Regions from separate parts of the Mus musculus genome. Here region 2 is linked to region 1. Evidence: chromatin contacts called from ENCODE Hi-C or POLR2A ChIA-PET data. All regions are on one chromosome and are shown on one strand. Each heading gives the region's core, a stretch centred on a gene start or an enhancer-like site at or near the end of the contact. The rest is flanking DNA. Distances are from core to core; before and after follow the strand shown. Region 1 has its middle 25 kb from the start of Gm39713. Region 2 overlaps Itpkb (inositol 1,4,5-trisphosphate 3-kinase B).

Evidence for each region. Hi-C counts contacts between places; a loop is a spot of excess contacts on that map. ChIA-PET counts read pairs that join two places held with the same protein, here RNA polymerase II (POLR2A).
Region 2: POLR2A ChIA-PET joins it to region 1 with 12 read pairs in embryonic stem cell. The contact joins two enhancer-like sites. A Hi-C loop is called at or near these places in 2 of 37 maps with a recorded cell type or tissue (ES-E14 and T-helper 2 cell). POLR2A ChIA-PET finds 5 or more read pairs at or near these places in 2 of 5 experiments (both embryonic stem cell).

The regions. Positions count from the first base shown.
Region 1 is chr1:180,282,051-180,286,441 of GRCm38, forward strand. No RefSeq gene overlaps it. Among named protein-coding and RNA genes, the nearest start is that of Gm39713, 25 kb to the right of the region's middle. Within about 2 kb of position 2,327, at least 1 of the 3 ENCODE cell types and tissues checked has a DNase peak (open chromatin) inside an H3K27ac peak, as active enhancers do.
Region 2 is chr1:180,419,824-180,424,214 of GRCm38, forward strand. It overlaps Itpkb (inositol 1,4,5-trisphosphate 3-kinase B), which reads left to right. Exons shown (of 8, transcript NM_001081175.1): 6 at 435-536; 7 at 1,452-1,523; 8 at 1,852-3,836. The coding sequence ends at 2,067. Among named protein-coding and RNA genes, the nearest start is that of Gm39712, 14 kb to the left of the region's middle. Within about 2 kb of position 1,836, at least 3 of the 3 ENCODE cell types and tissues checked have a DNase peak (open chromatin) inside an H3K27ac peak, as active enhancers do.

The sequences.
Region 1 (4,391 bases), core at 1,077-3,576:
CCTCCAACTATGGGTTCCCCAAGCCCTGCTCTTACCCTCTGTGCCTCTCCTCTCTCCTGTTGACAAACTTAGGTTAAAAGGGAGGATGTATGCTGGGTGGTGATGGTGCATACCTTTAGTCTCAACACTGGGGAGGTAGAGGCAGGTGAATCACTGAGTTCAAGGCCAGCCTGATCCAGTATGCCAGGGTTATACAGAGAAACCCTGTCTTGAAAAACCAAAGGAAATAAACAAAACAAAAAATGCCAATGTAATGGTAATTGTTAATCCACTCTAAACTCCTCCTCGGCAGGCGCAGGCTTCCTCTATATCTGCCTAAATGTTTTGGATTCATGAATGAAAGAAACACACACACACACACACACACACACACACACAGAGAGAGAGAGAGAGAGAGAGAGAGAGAGAGGGAGAGAGAGAGAGAGAGAGAGAGAGAGAGAGCGCCTTATTTTTAATATGCCCTAAAAAGCTCAACGGCTAGGCACATCCAAACCTCCTCATGGCTAACACACTCTTCCCCTCCAATATCCCTGAATTATTTATATTTTATCTGTGTACCCCAGACCCAGTTGGGACAGTGGCCCTGGAACAGTACTTCCCCCACTCCCACATGGCTGGCTCTCTGTCCTCCAAAGCTGTCATGCTTGCATGCTATTCCTTCCCTGGCATGGCGATTCTAAAATCTCCTCCTCTCCTAGGTCCCTTGCCCAGGAAATCTAAAGTCCCGCCTCTGTCTCCCTGCCCAGTCATTGGCCAGCAACTATTCCAATTAGAACCAGCTGTGGAGAGGGACCGTCAGCTTCTCACACGAAGACATGCGAATTCTCGTGTGATTTGGGAATTCAATTAACATAATATAAGCAATAAACCAAATACACAACACCCCAACATGTTTAACAAAAAGGGGGGATCCACACCCTCACTTCTACATGCAGATGACCCTGGGCTTGATCCTTAACGCAGTAATATTTATAAAAATAAAGAAATGGTGATCATGTGATAGTAATAATAATAAATATTGTAGAGCCAGGTGAAACTAGTACTCTTATACATTGAAGGTGACATTATAAAATGACATAAATACTTTGGGGAGTAATTTGGCATGTATCATAAATTCTTATCATCTTTGACCTATTTTTTTTAACTTTGAAATTTCAAGCATCAGGAAAAGATACTGTGTGACTGTAATATTTACTGAGGATACACTAATAGTGAACAAAGAAGAAGAAGAAGAGGAGGAGGGGGGAGGGGGAGGGGGAAGAGGGGGAGGGGAGGAGGAGGGGGGAGGGGGAGGGGGAAGAGGGGGAGGGGAGGAGGAGGGGGGGAGGAGGGGGAGGGGGAGGGGGAGGGGGAAGGGGAGGAAAAGGTAATAATGGACAGGCAGTGGTGGTGCACACCTTTAATCCCAGTACTTGGGAGGCAGAGGCAGGTGAATCTCTGTGAGTTTGGGGCCAGCCTGGTCTACATAGTGAGTTCCAACACAGTCAAGTTATAGAGTGAGAACATGTCTCAAAACAAACAAACAATGAAATAAACATTTAAAACAAGACAAAGAACAGAGTAGGGAAGTGGCCACATAGAATTGCCTGCTCCGGTCACATGCCCTGTGGTCCATCACCTACTGTGACTTTTGCCCCAGGTAACTTTCTAGGTTCCAGACTGTTCTATCCCCAGGCCCCAGTACAGTGGCCAGATTGGTCCTGGTGGGAGCTGAAGGACTGGAGGATGATCCTGTCCCTAGTCTTTGACAGGATTCAGGTCAGGCTGAGGGAAGAGGTCAAGCTTCGTCCTCTGAGGAAGAAACTGTGGTGGCCCTTGGCACTGACTGGAGTCTCTGAGATGCCCTGGCAAGGTGAGGAGGGAAAAGTCCTGTTTTTACCTTAAGGTGAGGGATCCACACAGGGATGACCTTTGTGGCCATGCTGGCCTCTCTGACAGCGCACAGTGAGCCTAGGATGCCCTAGTAGAGAGCAGGACAGCGGAGGGGGAGAGGACTCCCCTGTTGCTGACCTTGTCCCACTCAGCATTTCCCCTAGCATCTGCCTTGTATGGGTTTTCTCTTAAAAGCACCTGAAATCACAAGCCAAGCGGCTCAAGGTCATATCCAGTCCCCGTTCAGCTGCTTCGTGAGCGATTCAAATGAGGGGTGTTCAGCGCAGGGCACAGTCAGGCAGCTGCCTCGTTACCAAGCAATTTCTGTGACTGCGCTAAAACCAAAGCCGGCTTGGAATGCAGGCAGTCCCCAGCGGTTAACTGGAGATCAGCAGTCTTCACAGAGGGGCGTTTTGTGGAGTCAAATGACCTTCTAGATTTTCCATTTGTGTAAGCAGGAGCAAGTCCAGCCACCTCCCTAACTGCCTTTGTTAGCACTGCCTCAGGACCCCTTGGGACTGCTCTAGCCAAGGCCCTTCAGAAACGACCTGACAATGAGGTCAAGGGTCCAGAGGCAACTCCAGAGAGCAGCACTTCACTGTACCACAGAAAATCAGACATCCCAGAATGGTTTCACGCTTCTTCTGGGACTCCCCCAGAGAGGCTGCTGTGCCCAAGTAAAACAACACCAGGGTGCCTCGCTGGACCTGGTCCAGGGTAAAGTTGCATTCCTGGGTGCCAGCAGCCCTGCCACCCTGGTCTCCCTGCACACAAGGCCATGATGAGCAGTTCTCAGCTGTCCCAGGGCTGGGGCTGTGCTAGCAAGACTCCACCTTCTGATTCCTCCTCACCTCTGTCAGCTGCTAACAGCCCCCACACCTCAGGTGGACACACACCTGCAGCCATCTGCCAGGCATGATATGAAGAGTGGGCACTTGAACCAAAGTTCTAAGCGAGTCTCAGGTCAGTATGTCTGCCAGCACCCAACCCCTGTAAGAATCCTAAATACTTGGGGTGTTATCTTCCCAGGTCCTGTCCTCATCTTACTCAGACACCCACCACAGGGCAACTCCATGGAGGCTTCTTAGAAGCCCATCACTATTAGGGTTACTATTCTGCTGATGGGGATCTAACCCATGGTTCCTCCAACAGGGTCTGGACTGGGTGAGGTGCCCTGACAAAGGAATCTTGACTATCGATCAGAGTTTTGGCCTTAGAAGAGTGGACAGGATTCCTCCCAATTTATTCTGAACAGAGAAAGATAAGCACAAGAGAGTGTTGTTGAGAGACTTGGACTTATGAGAAAGAAAAGGGCCAGGCAGTGGTGGTGCACACCTTTAATCCCACCATGTGGGAGGCAGAGGCAGGTAGGACTCTGTGAGTTTGAGGCCAGCCTGGTCTACAGAGAGAGTTCCAGGACAGAGCTCCATGGTGAGAAAAGAAAGAGAAAAGGCAATGGCTGTGTGACACGGGGCTTAGATCCCAGTTCCTTGAGAGACTGGAGCAGGAGGATCATAAGTCCAAGGTTAGCCTCAGGAGCAGCTCTGTGTAGTGAGATTCTATCTTAAAAAATAAAAGAGGGCTGGAGAGATGGCTCAGTGGTCAACAACACCGGCTGCTCTTCCAGAGGATACATGTTTGGCCAAAGGGTACAGGTTTGATTCCCAGCATCCACACGGCAGCTCATAAATAACCCAGTTCCCTTGTCTGGCTTCTGAGGACAGCAGGTGTGCACATGGTAGACAGATACACACACACACACACACACACACACACACACACACACAATTATTTCAAAAACTTGTTTTTGAAAGCTAAAAGAACAGTTCCCAGGATATGTCTCAGTGCTTGGAAAGAAAAGTAAGCAAGAGGAGAGGAGGGGAGAGGAAGAAAGGGAAGGGGAGGGGAGGGGAGGGGAGGGGAGAGGAGAGGAGGGGAGAGGAGAGGAAAGTGTGGAAGTATAGGAAGAGCAAGTTGGTAGGAGATTGTCAGGGCAGGTGAAGGTCCTCTATCAAGAAAGAAGGAGGGAGAGAAAGAGGAAGGGAGGGAGGGAGGGAGAGAGAGAGAGAGAGAGAGAGAGAGAGAGAGAGAGAGAGAGACTGTATTTGTGTTCTTTGGTGTTCTTTGAAGCTGGGCTCTGGGGCTCTTCCTGTGTTTGGGTTCCCATAAAATCCCCATAATGGCTCCTGCTTCTGGAACCAATCAGACTTGAGTGAGACTGTTCCCAGCAGTCACGCAGAGGCTCCAGATGCTGTCTGGGCCTTTTCCCTGTGTGCGGCCAGGAGCTTCCCCACCTGCGTGGTCTGAAGAACCAGTGTGGGTTTCCCTGATTTGTTCAGGAAGAACAGCAACCAGCTGTCAGCTCCACTCGCAGGAACCCCTCATTCCCTACAACGAGGAGGAGCCGCACGCGCATGCGCATGAGGGCCTGAGGTGGGAAGGCAGTTAAGGCCAGAGGCTAGTAGTCCTCATGAGGAGGTCCATCCTGAAAAGCTAAGCTCTATAGGAGCTGTGAGCCA
Region 2 (4,391 bases), core at 586-3,085, 140 kb after region 1:
TATTAAATGACCATCACTTGACCACAAGCCTATGACAGGCTGACTGTTAGCCTGATCATTCAGATGGCTGCTACCACATTAATGAGACACACTGTGAGTCACGGGCCCAAGACAAGCTTCTGAGCAGGACGTGAAGCTGGCCATACCTTGGGGCCCTTGCTGCCCTTACGTAGAGCAAGGTCCTGCCCCATTGTTGTCTCGGATACCCCTCACACCACCAAGACTTCCTAAAGTGGTGTGTGGCCGGGGATCTGGAGCCACTGTGTACACCCCTCAGCTGGGGTCTGGGACGGGCTCTCCTGGACCAGGTGACAATCACCTGGTTACACCTGGCTTGCTTTACCGTCCCTGGGCACCTGACCACCTCCACAGAGCAGCAAGAGGGTCTGTCCCATGGGCCCTCTGCTGACCCCCGTGGGTGACTCCCTCCTCAGAAGGAAGATGGCTCTGTGAACCGTGACTTCAAGAAGACCAAAACAAGGGAGCAGGTCACCGAGGCTTTCAGAGAATTCACTAAGGGAAACCAGAACATCTTGGTGAGTGACGCCTTCAGTCCCTCTGCCCCAGCACAGTGCCCTTCCATGTCAGGGAACAGTGATAGCAGGAGTCCGTGAGCACCTGCTGCTGGCTGGGTGTTGTACAGACAAGCAAGCAGACCTTCTGTCTCCACTTGACAGATCAAAGACTTGAGAGAGATCAAGGATGCATAGGCAGGAAAAGGCTGAGCTGGGATTCCCACCTAAGTTGGCCTGACACAGGCCCCCTGCCCCTCCTGATGCCTCCAGGCCCAGACCTATAAGGCTGGAATGCACACAGTAGGTCTGCAGTGCAGTCCTCTAGTTCCGGGGAACCTTTCCGGATCATTTCAGATCCTCTGAGTCAGGCCACTGACTGCATTTCCAGCTGTTGCTAGGGACTCCGGGACAAGGCTGACTAGCCCTGCCTGGCTGTGCCTCTGATATTCAAATCATCATTGAAGGACCCTGTGTGATATAAACTTCCCTAGTGGCACTGAGTTCTGGGTGATGGGACTCACAGAGCTGGCCCCTGGGGATGATCAGGTATCTCATTGCCAACAAAGGAGGATCTGTAAGGCTCCGTGGAGGGGACTCTTGTAGAGGCACTGTAGCTTTTCCACTACCCTGTCTTTAGTCAGGAGCACAGCACTCAGTGGTCAGGAAGTTACCATAGCAACCAGTTCTGGCCTCTGCCTCAGCTGGCTGGCTGGCATGCTGGCACGGGCCAGCACTGCGAGAGGATGAGCGGCCACAGTCCTCTGGAAAAGGTATAACTGAGCTCAGCTGGGGTAGATGAAGAAGTCGGAGTAAAATTGGTTCAAGGTCACTGCTAGCTGTAATTCCAAGAGTCCAACGAACTAAATAGACCTGACGCACCGCCCCTCCCCTCCACACACACAGAGTGTGTGAATCTCTGACCATCTCTGCCTTCAGATCGCCTACCGGGACCGGCTGAAGGCCATTCGAGCGACCCTGGAAATCTCTCCCTTCTTCAAGTGCCACGAGGTAGGGTACTGCGCCCTCAGCCCCACAGACACACACTGCCTGCTTGACTGACACCCCTCCCCATCACCCCTAGTCCCAATAGGAAGTGAAATCGCTGATCTAAGCGCCTCTCAGGATCATTACAGCCTCAAGCCTTCCTTTGCCTCTTAAATACCTGGGCACCCCAGCCACGTCTCCCCCTAACCCCGATGTCCTCCAGGCACTGCTCCCCTCCCTTCTGGCCCTGTCAGGTCTATCCCCCCCCCACACACACACACACACAACCCTGCCCCTCCCTGTCCTGGCGCCGTTTCCCTGGTCCCTCTCTCACAGCCCTGCTTCCTTCCAGGTCATTGGCAGCTCTCTCCTCTTCATCCATGACAAGAAGGAGCAAGCCAAGGTGTGGATGATTGACTTTGGGAAAACCACGCCCCTTCCGGAAGGCCAGACCCTACAACACGACGTCCCCTGGCAGGAGGGGAACCGGGAGGATGGCTACCTCTCAGGGCTGGACAACCTCATCGACATCCTGACGGAAATGTCCCAGGGCAGCCCACTCACCTGAGGCCACCGCCACCGTGCATAGCCGTGCCACTTTGCCCGCCACCTCTGCCTGTCGCCTCTCTCCTCCCCTAATTCTTCCTTTTCCTGTCTGAGCGCCTACCTAGAACAGAGCCTCCCATCTGCACTACAGGACACTTTGGAGAAAAAAAAGAGATTTTTTTTTTCTAGATCTTTACTTCCCCGGCCTCCTACATAGGGGCTTGGAGGTGGCGTTTCTCATGCTCTCTAAATAGAACCACCTTCTCGAAGAGAATTACACAAAGCTAGGCCCCACATCCTGTTACACTCAGAGTCGGCACGGGTCCAGAAGGCCGTGTGATCCCTGGTTGCCTAAAGTCTTGAGAGATTAAGCCTCCCTCTGGGAGACACTGCCCCCCTCCCAGAAAATTCTGGCCCACACTGGCTACCAGTAGGGACCTTGCTGCCCCCTAGTGGCTAATGCCATCAGTAAGCACAGTCCCATTTGTGCCTCTCACCACGGGCCCTGAAGCCAGGACAGGGACCTGATTTCTGGGAGTTGGAAATACAATCTCTGGGGTTCTGCATCTGGATTATGAGCAAAGTCTCCTCCAGTGGGAAGTCCCAGCTCCCAGGGACACTGAGTGGCTTCTCTAGAGATGCTAAATCAGGGCCCCACCTTGCCAGCCTAGGAGGAGTATGGAGAGCAGCTCCATTTTTAAAGAACGTCACCCTTCCATCTGGGAGCATTGCCCGTGAATTCAGAGAGGACATTCTGCAAGCGGAGTTTCAGGGGATGACGTCACCTCCTAGAGCTACTGATTACTGCCCTTAATCTGCTTGCTGTGGGAAGGTCCAGAGCTGGGCACAATACTCAAGGCTCACACCAACCTCCAGGGAGCAATCACTAGGCAGCAGTTCTGAGAGCCAGCCACACCCGGGAGAGCAATCACTAGGCCTTAGGGAACCAGGATTCTGGCTTCCTGGAATGATCCCTGAGTTTCCCTTGAAATCACTCACTCTCCCAGCTTGAAGGACTTAGACCGGTGTTTCTCCATGTAATTCGGTAGTTGCCAGAGTTGTTCAGAGGGCTGCCCAAGCCTTCCTCTTGCTCGAGTTCTGAGCTTCTTGAAGGGCTATGGGAAGATAGATCATTGTTATTCGCCACTTCAGCTCTGAAGCAAGTAGCCTCTCTGATTGAAAAGAGTGTACAACTTGTATGACTTTTTAAAAGACAAAACTCCTAGCTCTGTTGCTGTTTGGAGCTATCCTCTTCACCTCTGGGCTTATCACCTCCTCTTTTACTGAGAGACTCTGGATGGCATGTACAGAGGCTCCTCTGGGATCCACGCCAGCAGGCACTGATTAGGGACCAAGGGGAATGGGGTAGACCAACGTGTACACACCTGGCGACATAGCTTTGGGCAGGGTTGGCCGTCTTGACTGTCTGCCCCAGCTCCCTGGGGTTTCTAGAGCTATTGGCCCACGTGGCATATGTGCTTCCCCTTCATGCTGGGTGGGTGAGTGACAGTTGGTGGGGGCGGGAGGAGGGACCCACGACGATGTATAAGTACAGATGTTTAAAAAGGAACTCGTTTAAACTTCCTGGCTCCTATTCAGATGGGCGGTGAGCTCCTGTGCGGGCTGACTTGCTAAAGGTCACGCCCCACGCCCCCCCCCATCCTCGGAGCCCAGACCTTGTGACAGCACATGATTGGGAAGATGGGCAGCCAGGCGTGGGGGGAGGGCAGTAGCAACCAGGCATCCAGCTCTGAGCCTCTCCAGCTGTAGTTGCTAGAGGGCTTGAGGTGACCTCGTGGTCTGTACATTGGCCATTTGCTGGGAAGGGGTATCATTAATTCCAAGAGTCTACAGCTATGATCTGGCCAAAAGTTCCCTCCTGCTGTCTCAGAGAAATGTTTGCTAAAGCAAACCACACTATAAACAACAACAACAACAAAAATGCTAGGGACCAGTTTAATGTATGTAAAGAACAAAACATGCCGAGACCTTTAGGGAGGTGCCACCTGTCACAATAATGTGCTAAGATACCATAACTGGGGGCCGGTTAGCAAGAGCCTCCAGACAGTGCTAGGCAGTGCTTTGTGCTGGGTGTGTTGTGAGTGGGAAAGCGGTGTGGAGAGGCATCTTTCTAGGGTTAGTCTGTTGCCAAGGGTGTCTTCCTTAGTTGGGGTTTGTATTTGTATGCTAGTACCCACTCTCTGCCTCAAACCATTCTCACTTCTATCCTGCCAGAGGCCCCTCCTTCCTTCTGTGGGGATGGGCAGAGCTCAGATGGAATTTCCCAGAACCTCCAACAGTCTGATAAACCGAGTTCTGGGAGGCCTGCTGGGGATTCCCAAGGTC